Linked DNA regions of Homo sapiens: region 2 is linked to region 1. Evidence: read pairs that join two places in POLR2A ChIA-PET (ENCODE). Cell type or tissue: Panc1. All regions are shown on one strand. Each heading gives the region's core, and the rest is flanking DNA. Links, peaks and the distances in the headings are about the cores only.

What was found. Peaks named below come from ENCODE experiments on the same cell type or tissue, not always from the same donor. Only the 100,000 strongest peaks of a DNase experiment are listed, where the experiment ranks them.
Region 2: POLR2A ChIA-PET joins it to region 1 with 9 read pairs; 2 of 35 experiments call an interaction of 5 or more read pairs at or near these places.

What each region holds. Positions count from the first base shown.
Region 1 is chr10:100,597,217-100,602,922 of GRCh38, forward strand. No RefSeq gene overlaps it. Among named protein-coding and RNA genes, the nearest start is that of HIF1AN, 64 kb to the left of the region's middle. In Panc1, for the core only: no CTCF peak of the experiment used is centred there; a DNase peak (open chromatin) is centred at 3,213; H3K27me3 peaks cover 522 bases.
Region 2 is chr10:100,866,739-100,871,453 of GRCh38, forward strand. No RefSeq gene overlaps it. Among named protein-coding and RNA genes, the nearest start is that of SLF2, 44 kb to the right of the region's middle. In Panc1, for the core only: no CTCF peak of the experiment used is centred there; no DNase peak of the experiment used is centred there.

The sequences.
Region 1 (5,706 bases), core at 920-4,919:
AGCAAGTTGGTGTTATGGAATTTTTCCAAACAGCAACATTAGTTTTGCACTTGTATTTTATTGGTTTATGTAACATTTAGTTAAATTAGATAAGAATAGTATGTGCAGCTGGCATAAACAGGCTGCGTTAAAAACAAATCACTCTGGTCGGGCACGGTGGCTCAAGCCTGTAATCCCAGCACTTTGGGAGGCCGAGGCGGGCGGATCACGAGATCAGGAAATCGAGACCATCCTGGCTACCACGGTGAAACCCGGTCTCTACTAAAAATACAAAAAATCAGCCGGTCGCGGTGGCGGGCGCCTGTAGCCCCAGCTACTCGGGAGGCTGAGGCAGGAGAATGGCATGAACCTGGGAGGCGGAGCTTGCAGTGAGCGGAGATCGTGCCACTGCACTCCAGCCTGGGCGACAGAGCGAGACTCCGTCTCAAAAAAAAAAAATGACTCTCAGTACCCATGCAATTCAACCAAATGGGGGAGCACAAGCGCACGGCGGCCCAGCCCATGAACGTTTGATAAGCCACAAGTGTTAAGTCAGTATGTGTAACAGAGGACTGATGGTGTCACTTAAGCCAGTGAGCCAGGTATGTGCAGGTTGTTTTAAAAGTTCTATTTTAATAATATCAATAATAATAACTAAAACTTATTGAGTGCTTTGTCTGTGCCAGGCACCATACTAAATGCTTCTATATGTATCTTTAAATAAAAAAAAAAGAGAGATGGGGTCTCACTTTCTCACCTAGGCTGGAGTGCGGTGGTGCAATCTTGGCTCACTGCAGCCTTGACCTCCTGGGCTCAAACAATCCTCCTACCTCAGCCTCCTGAGTAGCTAGGACTATAGGCATGCACCACCATGCTCAGCTAATTTTTGTATTTTTTGTAGAGATGGGGTCTCACCATATTGCCCAGGCTGTTTTTGTTTTGTTTTTGTTTGTTTGTTTGTTTGTTTGCTTTTGAGATGGAGTCTCACTCTGTTGCCCAGGCTGGTTTTGAAGTCCTGGGCTCAAGCAATCCACCTGCCTTGCCCTCCCAAAGTGCTGAGATTACAGATGTGATGTGAGCCACAAATCTGGCTTTTTTTTTTTTTTTTGAGACTAGGTCTCATTCTGTTGCCCAGGCTGGAATGCAGTGTTGTTATCACAGCTCACTGTACCTTTGACCTCCCAGACTCAAGTGATCCTCCCACCTTAGCCTCCTGGGTAGCTGGGAATACAGGTACATACTACCAGCCTGGCTAATTTTTTTTTTTTTGTATTTTTTTGTAGAGACTAGGTTTTGCCATGTTGCCCAGGCTGGCTTCTATATATATCTAAATTAATCATTACCTGAAGAGAGTAGGATCATCCTATTTTATAGATAAGGAAACTGAAGCTTAATGAAGTTCCATAACTTTCCCAAGGTCTCATAGCTACTAGATGGTAGAGGCAAGTTTCTTCTGGCTGATTCCAAAATCTATGCTTTTGTGTGCTACACTATATTGTTTACAATATTTATTTTGTCAATGAACAACCAACACAAGCAAGTATGCAGAGGATAGGTAAGGGCTTGGATGTTGGAAAACATTTTCCTACCGTCAGAAAAGTGTTCCTCGAAAACCAACTGGCTCATTCTTAGCAGTTTCCTGAGGTGAGAGGATATTCCTAGAGGGGTTTGGGGTGTTTGGGGAAGCTTACACTCTGCTGGGACATGTCGGTCCTTGTCTTCTATATCGATTCCAGACATCTGGTTACAATCACCAGTGGCCTCCCTTTAGTTCAGTCCTAGCTTCTTTTATTTCAACTGAATCTGGTTGGAATTTTTTAATCTTAATTACAAAATTAAAGGAGAACGACAAAGCTACACTTTCAGTGCCTGGACTCATAACCCCAACATACTAACAGCTGAATCACCAACCAGCTTGATTGCCAAGGCTTATGGGCCAGCCTTCCATTTCAATCTCTCACCTCAACCCTGAGCGAATCAAGCATGGCAGATTCGGGCTGGCACCATGGCTGGGCTTGGGGAGCTCCTGTTCTTTTTCCCCAGACCTCCTTCTTAGCTGTATGCCACCCCCACCTCCGTGTATCTGTCCTCCGGGCAGCTGCGCACCCCTCCACCTCAGAGCTGCCAAGCCCCCGAGCCTGTGTCTCCTGGTGAGGAAGCAGAGACAAGGTATCAGCAGGCTTAGCCTCCTGGTTCACTCTTTATCCTTAGAAGAAGAGGCCCTGCTCTCACCCTGAAGCCATTTCTCGCTGCCCTGTTATATCCTGTCACCCGAAGCACACCTCCTGTCCAGAGTTCCAAGTGAGTTTTCTGGGAGAGCTTGACTTCAGGCCCCAGCTGATATTTGTGTCTGCTCTGGCCTCTGCCTTGTGCCCTGCAGATAACCCTGCGCTCCCTGGAGCTCTCAGTCTCCTGCTGGATCCCTTCTGTGGTCTGGAACAGATTCTTCAGCTACAGAAAGTTGTTCCTTTTGCTCAAAATACCCTTCCTTCTTACCTTTTCTTAACCAGGCTACTTTTTTTTTTTTTTTTTTTTGAGACAAAGTCTTGCTCTGTCGCCCACGCTGGAGTGCAGCGGCATGGTCTTGGCTCACTGCAACCTCCGCCTCCCGGGTTGAAGCGATTCTCCTGCCTCAGCCTCCCGAGTAGCTGGGACTACAGGCATGCACCACCACACCCGGCTAATTTTTGTATTTTTAGTAGAGACGGGGTTTCGCCATGTTGACCAGGCTGGTCTCAAACTCCTGACCTCAGGTGATCCACCCGCCTTGGCCTCCCAAAGTGCCGAGATTACAGGCGTGAACCACCGCGCATGGCCCCGGGCTACTTTTAACTATCCTCTGGATCACAGCTCAGATGTCACCTCTTCTAGGAAGCTCCCCCAATCCCTCACTTGTGTTGAGTGCCTTTTCTCTGTGTTGGGTGCCTTTTAGCTCTTAAAACTCTAGACTGAAATTAACTCATTACTTGTATGCCTCCCCACTCTGGACTGTGAGCCCTGAAAACCTATGTATGAACCCTTGTTCACCAGTGTGTTCCCAGTACCTAATAGGGTTTATCATGTAGTAGGTGCTCAATAAATGTTTATTTAATGTATTAATTAATCAATGATTAAACCTCTTCTCATTTGAAAGTCTAAGTTACTACCCATCATATTTTGTCTGCTATATATAGTTCTGTCTCCCTGGTCATGTGTAGAGCAGAATGACTCATATCCCCTGACTGTCATGAATGAACAAGTGCAGCTCACCCAGCCACCCACCTCTTCAGTTCTCCTAATGGATGTGTTCTTCACGGGGTCCTAGAAACCTTATGGCTTCCTATTTCTATAGATTTTCCAACAGCGAAAATACTCCATATAAATGATACATACGTCGGAGTAGACTGAGTTATGTGGCTGTCACAACCCCCATTCTCAGCAGTTTAAGGTAAGGAAGGTTTTTTTCTTCCACTGTGTGCATCCTGGCTAGGCTGCTTTGCATTGTCACCAACCAGGGACCCAGGCATTGCTCTAAGAAGTCCTGCGGTTTATAAAAGTTAAAATCCTGTTTACATCTGTTTAGGCTTCTGTTTCCCAGATTATGTGACCACAGAACGCTTTTCTCATACCTATTTACATCCCATCTTAGTTCTTCTGGACTGCTACAACAAAATACCTTAGCCTGGGTAATTTAAAAACAATGGGAATTCATTACTCGCAGTTCTGGAGGCTGAGGAGTCCAAGATCAAGGTGCCAGCAGATTTGGTGTTTGGTGAGAACTTGCTTTTTGCTTCAAAGATGGTGACTTCTTGAGGTATTCTCACATGGCAGAAGGGACAGGGCAGCTCCCCTCAACCTCTTTTGTAAGGAAACCAATCCTATTCATGAGGTAATCATCTTCTAAAGGCCCCATTCTTAATACCATTGCACTGGGGACACACACGTTTAGACCATAGCACATTATATGGACCAAGCTTTGTCTTAGTTCATTTTCTGCTGCTATAGCAGAATACCACAGACTGGGTAATCCATAATAAACAGAAATTTATTGGCTTGCAATTCTGGAGTCTAGGAAGTCCAAGACTGAGGGGTTAGCATCTTGCAAGGACCTTCTTGCTACTCACCTCATGGGAGAAGGGCAAAGAGAGGTTGAGAGAGAACAGGGGGCTGAACTCAGCTTTTTATGACAAACCCAGTCCTGCTATAACAGCATTAAATTCATTCATGACGGTGGTACCCATGACCCAAACATCTCCCATTAGGTCCCACCCTGCAAGACTACTTCATTGGGAATCAAATTTCTTTTCTTTTTTTTTGAGATGGAGTTTAGCTCTGTCACTGAGGCTGGGGTGCAATGGTGTGATCTCTGCTCACTGCAACCTCCACCTCCTGGGTTCAAGCGATTCTCCTGACTCAGCCTCCTGAGTAGCTGGGATTACAGGTGCCTGCCACCACACCTGGCTAATTTTTGTATTTTTAGTAGAGACAGGCCAACCATGTTGGCCAGGCTGGTCTTGAACTCCTGACCTCAAGTGATCCGCCTACCTCGGCCTCCCAAAGTGCTGGGATTACAGGTGTGAGCCACGGTGTCTGGCCTTTATTTCACTTTTTAGGCCAGTCATGCAGAGATAGCACTGGCTCTGCATGAGGTGGCCCTGAGGTCTATGTCCTTACTGGCAGGGAGGCCTCTTTATTGAAAGGAGGCCTCTTTATTGAAGGGCTGTATGGGATCATAGTTAAGTGCTCAAGCCAAGAGTCTACCAAACAAGTTCAAATCCCATCCTGGCCACCACTAACCAGCTAGGTGGCTTCTAGCATGTTACTCGACTAACCCCTTTGACCCTCTCACTCCTTATTTGTAAAATGGGCTAATCATACTAACTTCATAGAGTTGCTCTTATGATTGAATTAGTTCATGTATGTGAAAGTATCTGACACATAGTAGTTGCTCAACAAATATCTGTATAATTGATTTTTTTTTAAAAGGGAGATAATAGGCTTCCTTTTATTTTGGGATAACCTTGGGATATACCGAATATGGGAGTTAAATGAGGCTCAAATCCTTAATAACAGAGTTTATTGTATATGAAAGGCGTTGAGTCCCTGTGTGATTTGCAGACATTGAAGATGGTACAGAGGGGGAACAAGTGCTGGGGTCCTTCTTGATAACAATGCTGATGCTCCGAATGACACTTTTACAGCTGACACTTCCACCTTCCAGACCGTACAGGGGACTTCTGCAGGTGGTGACTTCTCTGGGAGCTACATTCCTGGGAGCAATTGCCCAGTGTCCTCCCAGGTGGATTATTATATGGCAGCCTTGAGAGCCACAGTCGAAGGGCTGTCTAGGGGTCAAGACCCTGAGGAAGCGGCATTTAAGGGTCTCAAAGACCTGCTGAACATCAGCTGAAAGGCCTGTCCAGGGAGCTGAAGAAGGCGAAGAATGGGAGCCTGGAGCACAAGGAGTATTTGTGAATCACAGAACTCAGTGAATATCCTTGACTACTTGTAGGGCTTCCAATCCAGGGCAGTGTGGACCTTTGTGGGATCCTCCATCTGCTTTGGGGCTTGATGTACTCTAAGAATTTTGCAAACTTAAGGTAAAGACATATCTTAAGTTTTCCTGGCTTTGCAAGTAATCTTTGCTTGAAGATGGGCCAGCTAGAAATGGATGGTAGGTTCAATGGGGTCTCAGGGGAAAGTGGACTATGGTCTAATTAATGACTGTCAAATATTTTTACTCTGACC
Region 2 (4,715 bases), core at 716-4,715, 270 kb after region 1:
TGCCGCTGCCGCCCGCCCGGGCTGCCTGTTCCAATATTAGATATAAACAAGTAAACTGTGTAATGGATCACATTAAGCAGGCTTTGCGTCTTGAGGCAGGATTTAATTTGCATGGCAGATTAGCTTGTCTTCCCAGCAAGGCACCCCGGGGCACCCCGAGCTGTAATAGGATCCCGCCTCTTAGAGCCCATTAAGGCAATTGAGAGCGCCTCCTAATCTCCCTCCCCGCCCTGCACCAGAATCCCCTCCTGCCGGACCAAGGAGGGACTTGTGATAGCGGACGCCCATCTTGTAACCCTGTGTGGTGCCCCCATCTCAGGCCCCACCTTGCCCTTAAAGCAGCAACCCCAAGCCCCATGGGTTGCCCCCTTTCTACCTCCTTCCTCAGCACCCAACCTCAGAGAACTTGCCCTTTGAGCACCCCCAACTCTGCTTCAGAGCACCCCGACTGCCCTGAATCCACTTTCCCCCATTCCTCCAAGTGTCCCCAAACTCCAGGCCTGTGCTCTGACCCCTAGCTTTCTCCATTCCCTGCCTGGCTCCCCCAGATCCTCCAGCAATCAGTGGGCTTCCTAGCTGAGGTCAGGGGTTAGAATGTCTTCCATCCCTTTCTTCAATTTTTCATTTAACAGCCGTTCATTGAGCTTCCTGTGCCCCTAACAATATCATTGTCTGGTTGGGAATCAGAGCAAGACTCAGAACCTGCGTGGAGATCAAAGTTCAACTTACAATCTGGTTTCAAAGTGGGGCTGAAGTGAGTGATTATAACAACCCTCATTTGTGGGGCGCCTTAAAGTTTATGTGTTACATCTATTAGGTCATTAATCCTAACCTTCAGAGAGGAACTCTTTTAAATCAGCCCCACTGGGCCAGGCATGGTGGCTCACACCTATAATCCTAGCACTTTGGGAGGCCGAGACAGGAGGATCACTTGAGCCCATGAGTTCAAGACCAGCCTGGGCAACATAGGGAGACCCCATCTCTACAAAAAATACTAAATTAGCTGGGCATAGTCCTACCTACTCGGGAGGCTTAGGTGGGAGGATCACTTCGGTCCAGGAGGTCAAAGCTGCAGTGAGCCGTGATCACTCCACTGCACTCCAGGCTGGGCAACAGTGCAAGACCCTGTCTAAAAATCCCAAGAAATTAAAAATAAGCAAATAAATAAATAAACCAGCTCCATTGAAAAGATGAGGAAACGGGCTCAGTGAGGAGAAATGATTTGTCCAAGGTCAAACGATTGGTAAGGGGCAGCTCCAGGACTCCACCCAGCTCTGCCGGACCCGAAGTGCAGAAGTCTTTCTGATATACCACAGTACCGGGGTCAGCATTGGTCTCTGGAGAGGAAAGGGGCCGTCTTAGGGTTAAGGCCCATACCAGGGTCCATATCAGGACCAGGCCGATCTTCGCTATCAGTCCCCTGCCCCACAACTGGACCAGGGTGAGTGGATCCCACAGCAGGGATCAGTTTCCCACTTATTTAACCAAAGGTAATCCTGCAGTGGAGTTACTGAACACTTGTGAAGGGCACTAAACAACCAAATGCCAGTGGCACTGGAAACCAGGGAGACTGGGGTAGGTGTAGAGAAAGACCTGCAGGCTGTGGAGCATCCCCCAGCCCGATCCCCTCAGCATTGGCAAGCCCCTGAGCTGGACTGGGTTGGGCTGGGGATGGGGACTGTGGAGCCTGCAGGGAGACGGGGCCTGGGTGGGTGGGTATGGGGCCAGGCTGGTGGAGAAGGGTCAGTTCAGTCCTGCTTAGCTCACAAAGGGTCCTTGTTGTGGGTAATGGGACTCCCCTGGCAGCTTTATTTGCTGTCAGTGGCTTTTATTAAAGTCTCCAGTTTCAGACCCTCCAACCTCCAGCCATTGTGTGTGCTCGCCCTGGGCCCTGCCCCCATCCCCTGGCTAGATGACTCTGAAGGGCCTCCCTGCTCTGTCTCCTGGGCCCCAGCCACCCCCCCCAACCCAGGCACCAGTCTCCCACCTTCACCTCCCAGAGAGAGGGCAGAAAGGCTATGCACTCGGGGGAACATCTCAGCCCTGGCCCTCCAACACCTCAAAATGGACCCAAATCTCCCAGACGTTGTGACTGGTGCTGGGGGTGAGGCAGTGAGGCAGCCTGGGCAGAATGCACACTGAGTGGCACACACGCATGCACATATGTGTACCCTTGTGTGTCCTTGAGGGCTGCATACCCATCTGTTCCCTCAGCCCGTGTCTTCACACAGACACACACAGAAATGAGTACTGTTTAGGGATTGAGAGGAGGGTGGGGTGGGGGCTTCAGTTTGATTCCATGAGCATTTAGGGACACCCTCCACCTCCACCAGGCACCAGGTCAGAACTAGAGGGCAGGAGGATGGAGAAGCGTCTTCCAGCTTCGTCTGTCACTTGGGATACTGACTCTCCCTGCTGCCTTCTCTCTGCCCACAGAAAGAAGCAGGCAGAGGAGCTAGGCTGGGCCTTGACGCTGGGTGAAGAAGAGACACGCAAATGCACCAAATATCAGCAGGTGTTTAACCTTACTTCACCCAGATTCTAACCTCTCGTTTGTAGCCCAGAGCCCCAGCCCTGGATTCACAGCCCAGAACCCAAGCAGCTGAGGCCTGGTTCTTACACACTTCCTTCCCAGAGAATATACTTGGGGTTGGGCACTGGAGAGACCCAGCCTTCAGGATGACCTCCCTGGGGCAGAAGTTTGAAGTAAAAATGGGCACATGATCCCAGGAAATCCTTGCTGAGCAGGGGAAAACAGAAGAGGGACATAGAGGGAAGCCCAAGGGCCACAGGTGGGGACTGAAGGGGACTCACATCCTGCACTTGGGCTTCTCGTCCATGCCCCACCCCACCCCTGTGGAGCTAGAGGGAAGAGACCGCACTGCCCTTCTCTCCATTACCCACTTATGTGAGAACTGAGGTTGGCATAAGTGCACAGCCAGTGACTGCGTCTGTGTGCAATTGGGTGTGGGCCACTAGGAATGTGAGTGTGTGTGCATGCATGTGTGTAGGGGGGTGATAATGGGGTCCACATGAGCATGAACACTGGGGTGTCAATCGTATACTTATATGTGTCTTCTGGAGGTGTCTGCTCTGGGGAGAGCAGCTCTATAGTTTATGTGAGGCGAGGATGTCTATGGTCGAAGGTGACTGCATGTATTTGTTGTGGGCTGTCTGTCCTGCATACTTTTGGGTATATAAGAGAGAGGGGGCCGGGCACGGTGGTGGCTCACGCCTGTAATCTCAGCACTTTGGGAGGCCGAGGCAGGTGGATCACCTGAGGTCAGGAGTTCATGACCAGCCTGGCCAATATGGTGAAACCCCGTCTCTACTAAAAATACAAAAATTAGCTGCGCATGATGGCACTCACACGTAGTCCCAGCTGCTCAGGAGGCTGAGGCAGGAGAATCGCTTGAACCCAGAAGGCAGAGGTTGCAGCAAGCCGAGATCGTGCCACTGCACTCCAGCCTGGGCGACAGAGCGAGACTCCATCTCAATGAAAAAGAGAGAGAGAGAAAGAGAGAGAGAGAGAGAGAGAGATCCAGGGGGTCCACAGCCCTCCCCAGGGTCTTCTGAGCCCCTGGCTCGGCCTGTGCCAGGCCATTTGGGGAGCGCCTGTGCTTTATGGTGCGCGGTTGAAAAATGGAAATGCTAATAAGTAGTCGTTAAATTGTCTTGCAAAAATGTTAAATGATAAATTGGGTAATGTTATTGTTGAAATGAAATATGTAAAATAAATGAGTTATTTATTTCTAATAAATATTTTGTTTACGATATATTTGTAGGGGTGTTAATTATTTTCCCCCTCAATCGGGGCAACGTATAAATTCTAATAAAGTGCGGGCTATGGTGAAGGCAGCGGGGCCGGTGGCGGCTCCTCCAGGCCGGGCTGCTGCAGGACCTCAGCCTGTGATGGATGCGGCAGTCACAAGCGATTGTTCTACTCGCTGATATTCTAGGCTCCCAAATGTGGCCTGTTTTGTTTCAAAAAAAAAAAAAAAGAAAGAAAGAAAGAAGAAAAGAGAGAGTCAGGGAAGAAAACAAATAGGCCAGGGTCTCCATGATGAGATGGTTAAATATACCAAGGCTGGGTCTCGCTCCTTAGCTAGCTGCACAGGCCCTGGGCACTCCTGTCACTGTTGCAGCCAGCTTTGCGGAAGGAGCAATAAACACATAAGCAAACCAAGCGGTGAAGAAACTTCGTGTCCCCTAGGCGCATCAGCAGCCCTGAGCACTCACGCCAGGCGAGGTGCCCTCCATGATTCCTGCTCTCCCCTGTGCCAGCTGGGGGGTTCTCCAAGGAGGCAGATGCCCCCATATCCTGCTGTTTCTAGCTCCTCCTCCCTTCAAGGGAGGAACCACACTTCCCCTTAACTCTGCCTCTTCTCCCCCTGCCAGGCCCCTTCCAAACCCTCTGATGCAGGAACCTCCAGGACTATCCATGGCCTGCCCAGGGGGACCCTAGTTTAGCCCCCTCAGGATCCATCTGACCAGAAATTGAACTAGGCCCTTGCCTGGCCCCTGAGGCTGGAACGCGTATGGCGTGCAGGGAACATTCCCTTTCAGAACAAGCTGCCTCCCCCCAGGGCCTTATCTCCCTGTGAGTAATAAAACTGCTGAGGCAGGACGGCCTGGTGGGCAGGCACAGGCAGCATTGGGTGCAGGATGCAGGGCTGTTCTGTCCCTGCCCCAGGCATCAGCTCATCCACCCTCCC